Regions from separate parts of the Homo sapiens genome. Here region 2 is linked to region 1. A link is an interaction called in ENCODE POLR2A ChIA-PET data of the cell type or tissue named here. Cell type or tissue: OCI-LY7. All regions are shown on one strand. Links, peaks and the distances in the headings refer to the core of each region. The heading gives the core; the rest is flanking DNA.

The links. ChIA-PET counts read pairs that join two places held together with the same protein. Peaks named below come from ENCODE experiments on the same cell type or tissue, not always from the same donor. Only the 100,000 strongest peaks of a DNase experiment are listed, where the experiment ranks them.
Region 2: POLR2A ChIA-PET joins it to region 1 with 6 read pairs; 2 of 35 experiments call an interaction of 5 or more read pairs at or near these places.

The regions. Positions count from the first base shown.
Region 1 is chr3:121,999,520-122,007,983 of GRCh38, reverse strand. It overlaps ILDR1 (immunoglobulin like domain containing receptor 1), which reads left to right. Exons shown (of 8, transcript NM_001199799.2): 2 at 823-993; 3 at 2,591-2,740; 4 at 6,120-6,239; 5 at 6,530-6,676. Among named protein-coding and RNA genes, the nearest start is that of ILDR1, 18 kb to the left of the region's middle. RefSeq lists enhancers at 1,571-2,072, 2,772-2,891. In OCI-LY7, for the core only: a CTCF peak has its summit at 4,556; a DNase peak (open chromatin) is centred at 4,723; H3K4me3 peaks cover 1,478 bases; H3K27ac peaks cover 2,512 bases.
Region 2 is chr3:122,400,431-122,407,155 of GRCh38, reverse strand. It overlaps FAM162A (family with sequence similarity 162 member A), which reads right to left. Exons shown (of 5, transcript NM_014367.4): 2 at 4,274-4,396; 3 at 2,793-2,898. Among named protein-coding and RNA genes, the nearest start is that of WDR5B, 12 kb to the left of the region's middle. RefSeq lists an enhancer at 647-696. In OCI-LY7, for the core only: no CTCF peak of the experiment used is centred there; no DNase peak of the experiment used is centred there.

The DNA.
Region 1 (8,464 bases), core at 2,550-6,549:
TGAGCCCACAGTTAGCAGACCATCAACAAGAAGCATGAAAAGTGCTGCCTAGGGGTAGGTTGGCGCACTTAGGAAAAAAATAGGGAGGCCCCTCTCCCAGATTTGCAGACAGGAGGGCTGCTGGAGAAGGTAGGGTTACAGACACAGAACCCTGTCTATGGGGTAGACAGAAGTAGAAACCCTGTTCAGCTGAGGTCCCAAGGCACGAATCATAATTAGCCCAGGGAAGAGAGTGGAGCAGTGGCAGGTGATGTGGAAGAGTGCTCCAGGCTGAAAGAGCTGCACCTGGAGAAGAGAATGGTCTTAGCATGGGAAGGACTGAAGAAAGCTCAGAATGGCTGACCCCTCGATGGGACGTGAAGGGACACGGGGCAGACGAGAAGGGCAGTAGGCTGACCTAACGGGTTTCGTAGGCCTGGTTAGGGAGCTTGAACTTTATCCTTAGGAAACGGGAAACCATTTTAAGAAGAGACATGATGTGAGGAAAAAAATATATTAGCAGTGTCACTTCTGTACAAATGTGGCTTTATTTTGATACAATCCTTATATTGTTGTTGGATATGTCATCACTGTTAATGCACTGTAAATTCCTGGGAGTTTTCCTCACTCCTTTCTTCCTATGTCCCTCTGAGGCTGCTGAGTGCGTTCTCACCCCACCCCACCCATAGCCTGCCCAGGTGAGTAAGAACCCAGACTCTGTCTGTGAGCTCCTAGCCAGGTCAGGCAGGATGGCAGGCAATATCTTTTGCCCATTTGCATTGTTTTTCTTACCCATGAGCAGAGTAGGTCACCTTCAGCATTTTCTCCTGCTCTTGGCTTTAGGGTGCCTGTCCTTGCTTGTGACGGTCCAGCACACAGAACGCTATGTCACCCTGTTTGCCTCTATCATCCTCAAATGTGACTACACCACCTCTGCCCAGCTCCAGGACGTGGTGGTGACATGGCGCTTCAAGTCCTTCTGCAAGGACCCTATCTTTGACTACTACTCAGCGTGTGAGTATCCTTACCCCCTTGGCCCTCTGTGGGTCCCAGACACCTCTGTGACATACTGCGGTTAGGGTTGAGGGATTATTTAGGATTACAAATCTTGGTAGTGAGGAGAAGACACAAAGATCACCTAATGTAGTTCCTCTGTTTTATAGATAAACAAACGGAGCCCAGGTAGATGAAATAATGTATTCAAGGTCACATACTAGTTTATTTTAAAATTTTTTCCTGCTTTGTTCTCAAAAAAATTTAAAGAAACTTAAACATTAGGGAAAAGTCCTGCCTCCCTGTCCATTCCTGGTTCCATGCCAATGTGCTGAGCTGATGATGCAGGCCCGCCTCCCCTCACCCCCACCACCTTAGAATGCAGGCAAGAAGACTCTACACTCAGCACAAATGATGAGTGGTCATTTGTGAAGTCTCTTGCTCCTTGCTATATTCCCTTCTTCAGTATGCCTTCGGGAAGATGGTCATTCCTCTGCTGACTAAGCCCTCCAGTGCCCCCCCAGGCAGCCCTTTAACTGTGGGAAGTCTCTTAGTGCTACACAACTCCTCCTTAGAGTTGGCCAGTCCTGCCTTTCAGTAACAACTGCCCCAGGCATATGGGTTGTGCTGTCTGGATCAGAGCCCTTTCCTAGTTGCCCATTTCTGCCTTCTCTCAAAGAACAAAGGAACCTAGAACCACCCCACTGTTAGCACCAAGACAATTAATTTTTTGGAGATTTTGAGAATAGAAGTAGACACCCTGTTCATAGGGAAAAGTGAGCCTCCTGAGAAGAAGCAAATGGAGAGGGAGGCATTAGTCTTCACCTTTTTGAGCCCTTGAGCTAATGTCTCACAATATGATTTGAGTAGAACCTCAAGAGCTGTCTGAGCCACCCACTGAGTCTGCCATTGTCCCCAAAAGACTCCTCTCTAAATTGAGGCATTGTTTCCTGGGGGTTACTCTTAAAATGCCTGGGTTAAGTGGCCAGGGAGGAGAGGCTAGGGTAGCAGGCATTTGCCAGGGGCAGATTTAACAGCTCTCAGACCCTATATTTTCTGTTTTGGTTTTTTTTTTGTTTGTTTGTTTTTGTTTTTGTTTTTGTTTTTGTTTTGAGATGGAGTTTCGCTCTTGTTGCCCAGGCTGGAGTGCAATGGCGTGATCTCAACTCATCGCAACCTCTGCCTCCTGGGTTCAAGTGACTCTCCTGCCTTAGCCTCCCGAGTAGCTGGGACTACAGGCATGTGACCTTATGTTTTAAGGGCAGGTGGATGAATTCCATGGGAGCAGAGAGAGGCTGGGGTGACTCTGAAAATGAGACAAAGGAAGTTGGAATAGGAGATGGGGAGTAGAGCCGGCATGAAAATGATGGTCAGGAGTCTGGCTGCTCAAAATGTGGTGTCTGGTATCACACAGATTCTCATTAGAAATGAGAATCTCAGACCCCACTCTAGACCTGCAGAATCAGGATCTTCGTGATTAACAAGAGTCCCAAGGGATGAATAGTCTTGGGAAAAATTGAGACACTTCACTGTGTCTCACGCCCGGAGCAGGAAGGGAACCTTTTTTTTGTGGGAACCCCCTATTGCTGTGTGACTCTAGTGTGCCCTCTCTCCTCAGCATACCAGGCAGCTTTATCCCTGGGCCAGGACCCATCCAATGACTGCAACGACAACCAGCGGGAAGTTCGCATAGTGGCCCAGCGGCGGGGGCAGAATGAGCCCGTGCTGGGGGTAGATTACCGGCAGCGCAAGATCACCATCCAGAACCGTGAGTGCGGGGGAGGTGTCAGGGGAACTGGGGGTGGGGGGAGGTGCAGACACCAGGCCTGGCAGGCTGAGTCAGCATGGGATTTCCCATTTCTTTCTGCTGCCTGTTGGTCTACTTGGTCACTGTCATTGTTTGAGGAAAGTGCCAGCTTCATAGAATGTGCTGCACCAGCTGAAGTGACTTCCCTGGAAGTTGGTCTCTGGACCAGAGGTTGTTCTGTTGCTATCTATAGCTTTGGCTAAAGGTCTAGGGGTGAATGGTTCCCTTTGCTTTCCTGAGATTCAGGGCTAAGTTGTGGATCAGGTTTCTTTGATTCCTTCCACAAATTGCTCTCAGGGCCTACTGAAACCCCAGGTCCCTGAGTTTCCTTCCGGCTATTCCTGTTGTTCACATGGAAGGAAATAGGGTCCTCTGAGCAGATGACCACCTTGAGACCACTGTCCTCCACTGATAGAAGAAAGAACACTGGGCTTGGACTAAAAAGCCCCAAGTGAGAATCCTAGTGCTTCCTCTCACTAGCTCAGTGACCAGTGATCAGTTATTTTCTTTGGCTTCTGTTTCTTCATCTGAACGACAGGCATCATGGTATCTTCCTCCCTACTCCAAAGTGAATATCTAGCGCGCTATGTGAGAGCTGTGTCTAAAGCCTATCTATTCTCTGTGCCCAGTGCAGGGAGTAGTGGTGAGAGCCCTGACTCTGGAGTCAGGTGCGGGTGTGCATCCCAATTCTGCATTTACAGGGTATATGAACCTGGGCAAGCCTCTCCAATTTTTTCAGCCTCAATTTCTATAAAATGGGACTTGCCATAGTACCTAGCTCATGGAGATTTGTGGGGACTAAGGTAATATGTATAAAGCATTTAGCAAACAGGAAGTGGGCAGTAAGCATTAGTTATCACTCCGTGTACTTTTGGATAAATGGCTTAGCTTAGCTCCTCATATTTCTATTGTGTAATCCACAGTTGCTGCCATAGAGTAGCACATAATTCAGAGCCTATTTCAATGGGCTTTATGTGCTGTGTTAAATAAATATTTGTTAGTTAAAAGGGGAAAAAGGGAAGAATACACCCAGTGGGCCACTCATGGTGGCCATCGCTACAATATCAAGGAATCAGTGAATATTCTGACTGTTTAAAGGTAGGTCACTTAAGGGGAACCAGTTTAATAATTGCTTTCAGTTTTGTCTATAACACTTAAGTCTGATTTTTTTTTTTTTTACATTCGGCATCTGATTTTCCCCAAGCCAGCCCTCAGTTTTAGGGTACATCTGTCCTTCTTTTCTAGTCTTCAGGGGCATCTTCAAAGATCCAAGGTGGTTCTGCCTTTTCCAAAGCCAGCAGAATTTGTTCTTATCTGACCTCAAAGTTTCAAGCCTCTTTAATTAGCAAATTACCTGAACAGTTTCTGAAGGATGGAAATCCCCATAGTAGCTAGTCCCTGCTCTTATTATTTTTTTTTTTCTAAAAACGTGAAGGTAAATACCTTCCACTACTCCCACTCCCAGCCACCTTTGGCTCAAACCCTGCTTCATTCTTACTACCACAGGAATGCATTAGTATTCTCCTCTGTTTTTATTTCTGTCTCCAGGCTTGTTGTGACTTCCTGAAGCCCTTGTTTTCTGACACTTTTTTGCCTATGCCTGCATCATTTGAGATGACCCTGTCAAATCAGTCCTTAGATCCTTTAAAATATTAACATATCTGAAAACTCTTCTTACTCTGACACCCCTAAAATACTCTTTATGTCACCAATAAAAATTAGAGCAGATTTACAATACACATCATGCCCTGAGGGGGAGTTTTTTAAAAGCACTTTCATCATTTTTCCAAGTCTGGGGTAAGCTTATTTCTGGGAAAGGTAGTGGGTTTGGAAAATAGCGGGTAGGAAAAAAATTGTAGATATTGACGTAGAAAGAGAAGGAAACAGAAGTCAAAGTTAGGTCCACTGGTGCGTGACCTTGCATTTTTGTTTCATTTCCTCAATAAACATTTCTTGACAAACAGATAATAAAGAATTGCAGATATTACCACCAACCTAGCAGGAGCAAGTCTGTAATGCTAAGGTTCCGTGGCATTTACTGTGGGTGGGGGAGCTGGAACTGCCTGCCGCTGCACTTCACACGGAGGCTGCCCTGATGCCTTTGACTGGATTTTAAACCCTTTCAGGACAGAAGAGGGTCTTGTTTCTCTTTACATCTCCTCGGTGCCTGACATAATGCTGGACCCACAAAAGGGCTTTAGTGAATATTTATTGACTTTGCTAAACTTGAACATAAATATTAACCATTCATTTTAAATTCCTTGTAGATGCTGGATATTAGACATTTGTCAGATGGATAGATTGCAAAAGTTTTCTCGCATTCTGTAGGTTGTCTGTCCACCCTGATGATCTTATAAGTGGAAGCTGGATGACGAGAATGCATGGTCACATGGGGGGAACAATACACACCGCGGCCTGTTGGAGGGTGTGGGGATGTAGGAGGGAGAGCGTCAGGAAGCACAGCTAATGGATGCTTGGCTTTATACCGAGGTGATGGGATGATCTGTGCAGCAAACCGCCATGGCACATGTTTACCTGTGTAACAAACCTGCACATATACCCCTGACCTTAAAATTAAAAAAAAAATGAATGTACAGCAAATATATATATAAACCATTCATCTATCCTAATGGAGGTACACAAAAAACCTGAGTGCCCACTAGAACTGAAACTCTTCTTGAGTTACATTTACTTTTAAAATACTGGCATTTTATCTTTATTCAAGTTCATCTCATACCTGTCCTTCAGGATCCAGAGATAACTGCTCATTTTAGGCTGATAAGGGACCCAGAATGTGGAGTTTTTCCACCCAATTTAGAGAAGACAGGAAAGCTTGGTGGTTAAGAGTACCAGCTTTGAGGCAGAGAGATGTGGGTTTGAACCTACCTCTGATGAGCATTGTCTCCATGTTATTAGGCCAGTTCCTTTGAGTCTTGATTTTCTTCATCTGAAATGCAGCTAAATAATCATTTCCAGTGTACCAGTTAGGATTAGGTTTGATTGCGAGTAAGTAAAAGCCCCATATACTGGCAACTTAAACAGTATTTTATTTTTAACTTTTTTTTGAGATAGGGTCTCACTGTGTTGCCCAGGCTGGAGTGCATTAGCACACTCATAGCTCACTGCAGCTTCAACTTCCTGGGCTCAAGCGATCCTCCCACCTCGGTCTCCAGAGAAGCTGGGACTATAGGCACATGCCACCATGGCTGGATAATTTTTTTTTTATTATTTTTTGTAAATACAAGGTCTTGCCATGCTGCCCAGGTCTTGAGGGTGTCATGGGTTAGAAACCAGTGCTCTCTCCTCTGACACTGGCACTTTCTCCCTCCTTACTGTGTAGGAGCAGATCTCGTGATAAATGAAGTGATGTGGTGGGACCATGGAGTGTATTACTGCACCATTGAGGCTCCAGGGGACACATCAGGAGACCCCGATAAGGAAGTAAAGCTCATCGTCCTACGTAAGTGCTACTGGAGCTTTCTATTCAGTCACCCTCACTGCCGTAACACTTTTACTCACAGGAAAAAAAAAAAAAAACCAGAAATAAGCAAGCCTAAGTTCTTGTCATTGGATTATCAACCTCTAAAGTTCCCTTATCAAAGCTAAACTTTTACCTTTTTGCCAGTATATTGCTCAACTTTAACCTGTAGGTCAAGAGCTGTGTTTATGAGACCTCTAGGATATCAGAACTGGAAGTATTCCCTCCCCCTGAATATTTAGTTCAACCCCTGCTTGGCTTCTCCCCTGCAGACTGGCTGACAGTGATCTTCATCATCCTGGGAGCCCTCCTCCTCCTGCTGCTGATTGGAGTGTGCTGGTGCCAGTGCTGTCCTCAGTATTGCTGCTGCTATATCCGCTGTCCCTGCTGTCCTGCCCACTGCTGCTGTCCTGAGGAAGGTGAGAGGGGACAGACAAGCAGTGGAATGGAGTGGATTAGGGACCAGGACGTCAAGCAGATCAGCTTCAAGTGCCAGGTCAAAGATTCTTCCAGGTTCTCCTCCATGCCCTTCTCCCATCATAGGGACAGAGGACATTAGCCTCAGCCCTGAAAATGATGCCTGGGGAGGCTAGGTAGCCACATGGAAGGACATTTGCCTGTCCACTCCTCAGGCTGCCTAAAGCATCTCTCAGATAGCTCTGCCTACTGATGGCATTTCCTCTGCAGCCCTGATGTACCTGTGCTTCGATCTTCATTCCTAGCACTGACCTCATTTAGACATAAGGTGGGCTGGAGCGAGTGGTTTAAATAAGCCAGTAAGAGAGAAGGCCACTTGTAAAGGAAAACAAAACTGTTTTTTCCTATTCTCACATGCCACTCGATACTTCTGACACCAAGTGTGTGTGTGTTTTCCCCACACAAAAAGGAATTACTCAGCGCACACCAACTGAATGTCCTATAATTTAACTCAATTCTGATGCTATTTACCTGGAAATAGCACCAGACCCCACAGGTGGAAGGCTTAGTCCCACAAGACTGCCCCCTACTTCAGATGCTAATTGCAGTTGCAACTAGTAGGTTGTCACCTGTGCTTCTGAGCAAATGGCTATAAACTGGGAGTTACAATGACCCTTTCCTCCAGTTCAATTAATTTGCTAGAGCAGTTCACAGAATTTAAGGAAACAGTTTACTTATGTTTACCCACTTATTACAAAGAATATTTAAAAGAATACAAGTGAACAGCCAAATGAAGAGATGTATAGAGCAAGGTATGTGGGAGCGGGGAGGGGCTTCCATGTCCTCTCCAGGTGTGCCACCCTCCCAGGACCTCCGTCTTCAGCAGCCAGGAAGCTCCTTGAACCTAGTCCTTTTGGGTTTTTATGGAGACTTCATTACATAGGCATGATTGATTAAGTCATTGGCTATCAGTGATCAAGTCACCTTCAGCCACTCTCCCCTCTCCAGAGGTCAGGAGGTAGGGATGATTTCTGTTTTTTCTTTTTTTTTTTTTTTCCTCCTTAACTTAATTTTTGGCTGCCATCTCCGTTTTCTGACTCAACCTGTCTGGGGCAGGACCTGAGAATTTTTATTTCTCTGGCAATCAAAATGAGTGACTGAGGCATAAGTCTCAGATCATTGAGGTTTATTGAGCTAGCTTGAGGGCATACCCAGGGAAAAAACATAAGTCACAGATGCATCTGTGGCTGTTTTTTTTTTTCAAAGAGGTTCCCAGGAGGTTTAGTATTTATACATTTTCCTTAAGAAGTGGGAGGCAGCAATGAAACAAATGATTATATACTTGTGAAACTTTAGTTAGTGCCCAGCAAATCTATATTTTACATAAGATAAGGTGAATATTAGAAAAGGGGAAAAGAAGAATTAGACCTTATCTTGCCTTTGTTCTGTACCTGGGAAGATAAACTAGTAATTGACATTATCCACGTGGAGTCTTTTGAAAGGGGTGGTCACTGTGAGAGGGGATATAATGAGGTGAGTCTGACCTCCCATCCCGTCATGGCCATGAACTTAGCTTCCAAGATTTCTCTGGGGTCCCCTTGGCCAAGAGGGGGTCTGTTAGTCATTTGGGGGCTTAGAACTTTATTTGTATTTCTTATCTCAAAAGTTTCCAGGTGATGTGCTGCTGCTGGTAGAGGAGCCACACTTTGAGAATCCTTGAGTTAGGGCAAGGGAAGAGGGAGCAGATGATCTTGCTTTCAATGTGATCTTCCTTTGGACTAACATCTGAT
Region 2 (6,725 bases), core at 2,339-6,338, 400 kb before region 1:
GAGATCTCTTTAAAAAGGGCCTAGAGATCTCATAGGACTTTGGGGAGGATGAGGCATTTTTCGTAACTCATTTATGTATAAAATACAGGATAGCACACAATTAAGTACAAAAGAAGAAAACAAAAAGAGAAGTCAAGAACAAAGCCAAAAAAAAAAAATGGGCAAGGCATATTAATCTACACTTGCTATGGTGGACCCCAATTTTGGCTCTCAGGTTTCCAAGCAGCCTATAAATGCTAGAAGTGAAACAGTCATTTCTCCCTGAGGTTCTTAAGAAGACATTATGTGATGTAGTCATCGTCTGAAAACATCTCGACAACAGATACTACAATAAGCTTCATATGTTTCAACACAAAGCACAATTCAGAATGATCAAACATTGGAGAAAGTTAACCAATGTGCTCCATATACCCAGCTTTTTGCTCTCTGTCTTGAACCCAGAATAGATTTGAGAATATCTAAAATAGTAGGAAGATCCTTTAAGCAATGCTCCTCAATATTTATCTTTTTAAACAAATGTTTTGCTAAAATTGAGTGACAGTGAACTTGATATTGTGGTCTTTGGCAAGTGCCAAAGTGCAGCTCTTCTAACCTATCTACTGAATACAGACCCATGTGCCTTAAAAAAAAGTTGATGGTTGGTTCATCATTCTTGTGTGAAACCTAAGAGGCTTAATATAGAAGAGTCTAAAGGCCAATCTACCTTGGTGATTTTGCAAGTAGGCAGTGAGTCATGGTTCTATTTTTAATTTACTTTATTTAAAGAGATGGGGTCTCACCATGTTGCTGACTCAAAATCTTAGACTGAAGCGATCCTCCTGCCTCAGCCTCCTGAGCAGCCGGGGCTATAGGCATGCATTGCCACACCTGGTGGTCACGATTCTGTTACCTCGGTGTCTGGCAGAACCTCAAGGCAGGGGATGTGGAGCCCTTATGGGGCCCAGGATTAACTTATGGCCTTCTCAGTAGATGTGTAAATAGGAAGTGATTATCTCTAGATGATGGGATTGAAGTGCTTTCTTTCCCCTGAGATATTTAACATATATTACTTTTAAAATTGGGGAGGGGAGTACTTTAAAAATGCTTGGAAGGAGGCAAAGAGTCTGGGATGTTGCAGGTGGAAGGAGGAAGATGATGAAGCCATGTACAATGTGATGTAGGAGCTGGGACCTGTGAGGCAGCATGTGGACGGGGTTCTCCAGGCACTTAAGCTGGGCCTGCAGGCTGGCAGGAACCCAAGACAACTGCTAAGGACTGTCAAATTGGTCAGTTAGGAGCACCTGAGATTCCACTAACCACAAACTGACTTCCCATGTTGACGGTATTTTATGGGATTTGAAGTGCCATGATCCTCATGAAAAGTAATCCATTCCATAGGGAGTAATAGGAATGGGCAAGTTAAGCAGTGCCTGTTCAGAACTACCAGCACAAGGACAAATGGCTGCCCAGGCCCAGAAAAGACCCTTCCAGAGTGATTCGTGAGGTAGTATTTTGGGCCTGAGGGGATCTTGGAACCAACTATTAGGCAGACTGAGGAAGGTGTTCTATAGCAAAGCCTATACAGCATCTGTTAAGGCCATGGGTGTCTACCAGCTTATTTTCTGCTGGTATAGGAAGAATTAGGGCATAGGCAAGAACCTGATGTCACTGTTATTTCCAGTATTCTCTTATTTCCCAGAAGAATACATGACTTGAGCTAAGAAAAACCAGGGCTTTCCTGCTGAAATAATTCTAGTTAAAGTAATGTGCTATCAATTTGACTGGCAGAAGCAGAAAAGCTCTATTAAAGCTGTTGTAAACAGAAAGTAAATACTACATATTTCCCTGGGAAAGAAATCCTGAATGAGCTCAGATCTTTTTCAATCATGACTTGAAACCAGAGACCAGAAGATCCAGGAATAGTTTCTTGCTGACAGGGAACTTCCACGAGCTTTGTCTGAAGTCCCTGTCCCTGAATAGGATGATGCCTCACAGAGGAGATGACATCTATTTCTCAGAATCTCTTTTTAGCCAAGATGCCAGCCAGTCAGGGTCTTTAACATGAGGCTAGGGCACTGGTTCTCAACCAGGGGAGATTCCCACCCCGCTCGTGCCCCTTGGACATTTGGCAGTGTCTGGAGACATTTCTGGTTGTCAGCACTGCCGCAATGCTACGGGCATGTAGGGGGCAGAAGCCGGGGATGCTGCCAAACATCTTCCAACAAATAGGACACCCCCCTGCCACAAAGCATTATCAAGCCCCAAATATCAATAGTACTGAGTTGAGAAACTGGGTTGGAGGAACCTGCACTCATCATCTACAAACTCTGAAAAAGTTCCATGATCCCAGCCAAGATCCCTTCCCTTAGGTTTAAGGAAGTTGGTGACAGGAAGCACTCTTTCCTGAATTCCAGAATATTGCAATTAAATACTTTTACACCTAAGGTTGAGTACTTAAGTGGATTTGGGGGAATACAGTCATTGTCAATGGTACTTAATTTATATACCTAGATTAAAAACAAACTTTAAAAAAGTCACACTTCTGTAGCCAGGGGATGAAATCAAATAATCAATTGACTTCAGAGTACCTGACAGTTCTTCACCAGTCACTGTGTAACTTAACAATGATAAGACACAGGTTTTCTAGCATTGTTTATATTCCAAGTACTTACCAAAGATAAAACATTTGGAAAAGTGAAAAATGTTTTCAAATTTGGTTGAAAAGTTTTAAACAGTTGGAACTCAGAGGCATTGCTTTTCCCTTAGATCAGTGAGAAATGAAAGCTGCTTGTAATACTAAATTCAGCACTCACGAGACAGTCTCTGGGATTTCATCTTCCTTTTTGAAGCGACCTGACCATATGAGGATCTTTTTCTGCCAATCCGTAGGTTTGTGTAAAGGCACTCTGTTGTAAGTGCCTATGAGAAAAACCAGACAAGAAATTTTATGTGTTTGAGATTATAACTCTCAAATTTAACAACAGAAAAATGGTATTAGTGCTTTTTAACTAGTCACTAAACAGAAACACTGAGAAACCTCAAGTTAATTAGAACTTTATTTGAATGGAATTTCTTAGGATGCTTCATTTTCCAAATAAGATTATAAAATCCCAAGGAAACGGTGAGGAGCTTGTCTGACTTCAGCAGACTAAGAAAAAGTTTGTAAGGTACAATCAGATTTTACCAGATCTTGAATGTCAGGCTAAGGGGTTTAGACTTGATTGGGAACTACTGTACATTTTGAAACAAGGAAGAAACTAATGTTTTAGGAAGGCTTATTATCTGTACAATGGATGGAGACAGAAAAGGGGGACACGGTAGAGTGGGCAAAAAGTCCAAATGGGAGCCTGTAATACCATGGTGAGCGGATATTCTCTGAACCAGAGTTGTCGCAGTGGAAAGAGAGATGAGGTCAGTCTGAGGATGACTGAAAGAATGTGGAGACTGGTTAAGACAAAGAGGAAGGAGTCACGAAGAACCTCAAACTTGGATGACTAAGACAACAGCAGTATTGTAACTAAAAGAAGACGGGAAAAGACCCAGTTGGGGAAGGAAAGAGCATGAATACTACTTAAAGATTTGCTGACTCTGAAGGGAATATATGCCATCTGAGTCATTTCATTAATAAGTCGGGAATAGAGATAAAAATCAGTGCAAAGGGAGAGCCAGTGAGGGTGATAAGGAGAAGGCCCTGCTTATATTTTACCTAACGCATAATATCTTAATTTGGTTCATCTTTAGAGTTCTTTAAAACATAATTTCTGGACTACTATTTACTTTGGTGCATCCATTCTCCTACAGAAAGCTCCAGTCCAACCCTACAGGCAAGAAGATGAAAATGACAAATGCTGAAAATGAAGAAACCACTGTGCATGTGCCCATGACCAATATTAATACAACATGGGAGGTCTGCTGTAGGAACATGGGCCTACGTATGAGTAAAACATGAGAAGTGTGACGTAGGAAGATGGGCCTGCATATGAGTAAAACATGGGAGGTATGATGTAGGAACATGGGCCTACGTATGAGTAAAACATGAGAAGTGTGATGTAGGAAGATGGGCCTGCATATGAGTAAAACATGGGAGGTATGATGTAGGAACATGGGCCTCCCTCAGGCCTCCCATGTTGTGCTCATATTGGTCATGTGCACATGCACAATGTGAACACAATGTGTTCTCTCTACATGGGAGGGTATGATATAGGAACCTCTTCTCTTTTGGGTTCTTTTGATTCCAAGTTTTCCTACTCTTTGGGAGCTACCAACTCCATAAATAGAAAAAATAAAAACTTACGGGATGGAGCTCCGGGACTTTCCTGTGGTTTTGTGCAAAATCCATTTATTCTCTTCAAATCAGAGCTTCTGGTAAGCCTTAGAGATGAGGAAACATCTCTTTCACATAACCTAAAACAGCTTCCTAAAAAAGAGAGGAAAATGTTTCAAAGAAAGAAAGAAAGAAAATGTGATGTTTTCTCAAAATAAGAAATACCCGCAAGTTACGTTTCATTTATAAAAGGTAGTTCATTTAGGAAATGAATTTACTATATGTAAGATACACATAGTATATTTAAAGTGCTATGCTTGATGCTGTTTTAAAATATAAATGTTTTATTGATTAGGAAATTAGGAATTTACAACATAAAAATGTTATCAGCTGTAAATTTTAAATAAGTACTTCCCACATGTGTCTTATCATAACAATGGCTCTGGTGGCAATATTATGTATTATGGCATCAGGGCTGTTTAAGTAAAGATTAGTAACCTCCCAAAAGTGATAAACTAGGTAACCAAGTTGCCAATACGATGCTGATAAACTGGTTAGGGGGCTGCAGTGGTCAGCAAGTGACTCTAGAAAGCCTTGCTCCTTGCAAGCCACAAGTCCTTAATTAGAAATCAATTTTAGATGTAGTTTTGAACTACATATAACTTTAAAACTATATATATAATATATATAGTTTATTTTAAAAATTTAAACTCAAAGCACAGATAGTAGCATTACGAACCCCTATATACTCATCACCCATTTTCAACAATGATCGCTATATGGCTAATAAATACCATTTAACCTCTATAAAAACCCTGGAAGACAACCTAGGCAATACCATTCTGGACATAGGAATGGGCAAAGATTTCATGATGAAGATGCCAAAAGCAACTGCAACAAAAGCAAAAATGGACAAATGGGATCTAATAAATTTAACTTTTACTGTGCAGAAACTAAACAGGTTCTGCACAGCAAAAGAAACTATCAACAAACAGACAACTTATAGAATGAGACAAAATTTTTGCAAACTATGCATCTGACAAAGGTCTATATCCAGCTCTATAAGGAACTTAAACAAATTATCAAGAAAAAAAACACCAGCCCATTAAAAGGTGGGCAAAGGACGTGAGCAGACACTTTTCAAAAGAAGACATACGTGCAGCCAACAGGCATACAGAAGAAAAAGTAACATCACTGATCACTAGAGAAATGCACATCAAAACCACAATGCAATACCATCTCACAACCAGCCAGAATGGCTATTTTTTTTTTTTAGATATATACTATTTTAATCAGACTATACTTCCAACATTTCACAGATGAAATTATAATCACCTGAGCTTTTAAAAAATAAAAATTAGGCACAAATACACTTACTCATAATTGCACTGGCAAACAGTTCTTATAAGATACTTAAATCTTTGCGAAGAGATAGCCCCCTTCTTTTCCCACGTGCTCTCAAGTCAAGCCTGATCTCTCTCCCTGTCACCCATAAAATCTCACTTATGTTCCATTAACCAGGATCACATGAACCAACCTGAAAGAAAAGGAGTTCTCTGTCTATATAATCATGTTGGCAAAATAAATCGACATATGTTTAACAAAAGCACACAAAATAAGAGATACAATCAGGTGAATATTATAAGTCATTCTTTCATCATTAACATAAAATTGTAATTCTACTTTTGTAAATTTTATCAACAGACTCTCAAATGCCACACTTGATATATACATATAATAATAAGAAAAAATAAATGAAAAATGCATTTTCAGATATATTAAAGAAAATCACTGTTTTATGAAAAATAAGCAAAGCAGCATTACAGTTATTACTCAACTTTCAAAAGGTTACACAAGACTCTTGCTGGCAAATATTAGGATAAGACATTTTCATAGAAATATCTTAAGTATATATGGAAAACAAAACATATTTAAGATATTAAGATATAAGATGTATTTATGATTTAAAATAATCTCTACACAATTATTCTGCACATCACGAGAATATTCAAGACTCTATTGACTTTCTCCCCAATGAACATCTCTATATAGTAACGATATTCTCAGTCTTTTTTTTTTTGTTTTGAGATGGAGTTTCGCTCTTGGTGCCCAGGCTGGAGTGCAGTGGCGCGATCTCGGCTCACCGCAACCTCTGTCTCCCAGGTTCAAGTGATTCTCCTGCCTCAGCCTCCCACGTAGCTGGGAATACAGGCGCCTGCCACCATGCCCAGCTAATTTTTTTGTATTTTTAGTATAGACGGGGTTTCTCCATGTTGGTCAGGCTAGTCTCAAACTCCTGACCTTAGGTGATCCGCCTGCCTCGGCCTCCCAAAGTGCTGGGATTACAGGTGTGAGCCACCATGCCCGGCCATTCTCAGTCTTTTTCATTTATCTATTTATTTAAGTTCTAGGATACATGTGCAGAACATGCAGGTTTGTTACATAGGTATACACATGCTATGGTGGTTTGCTGCACCCATCA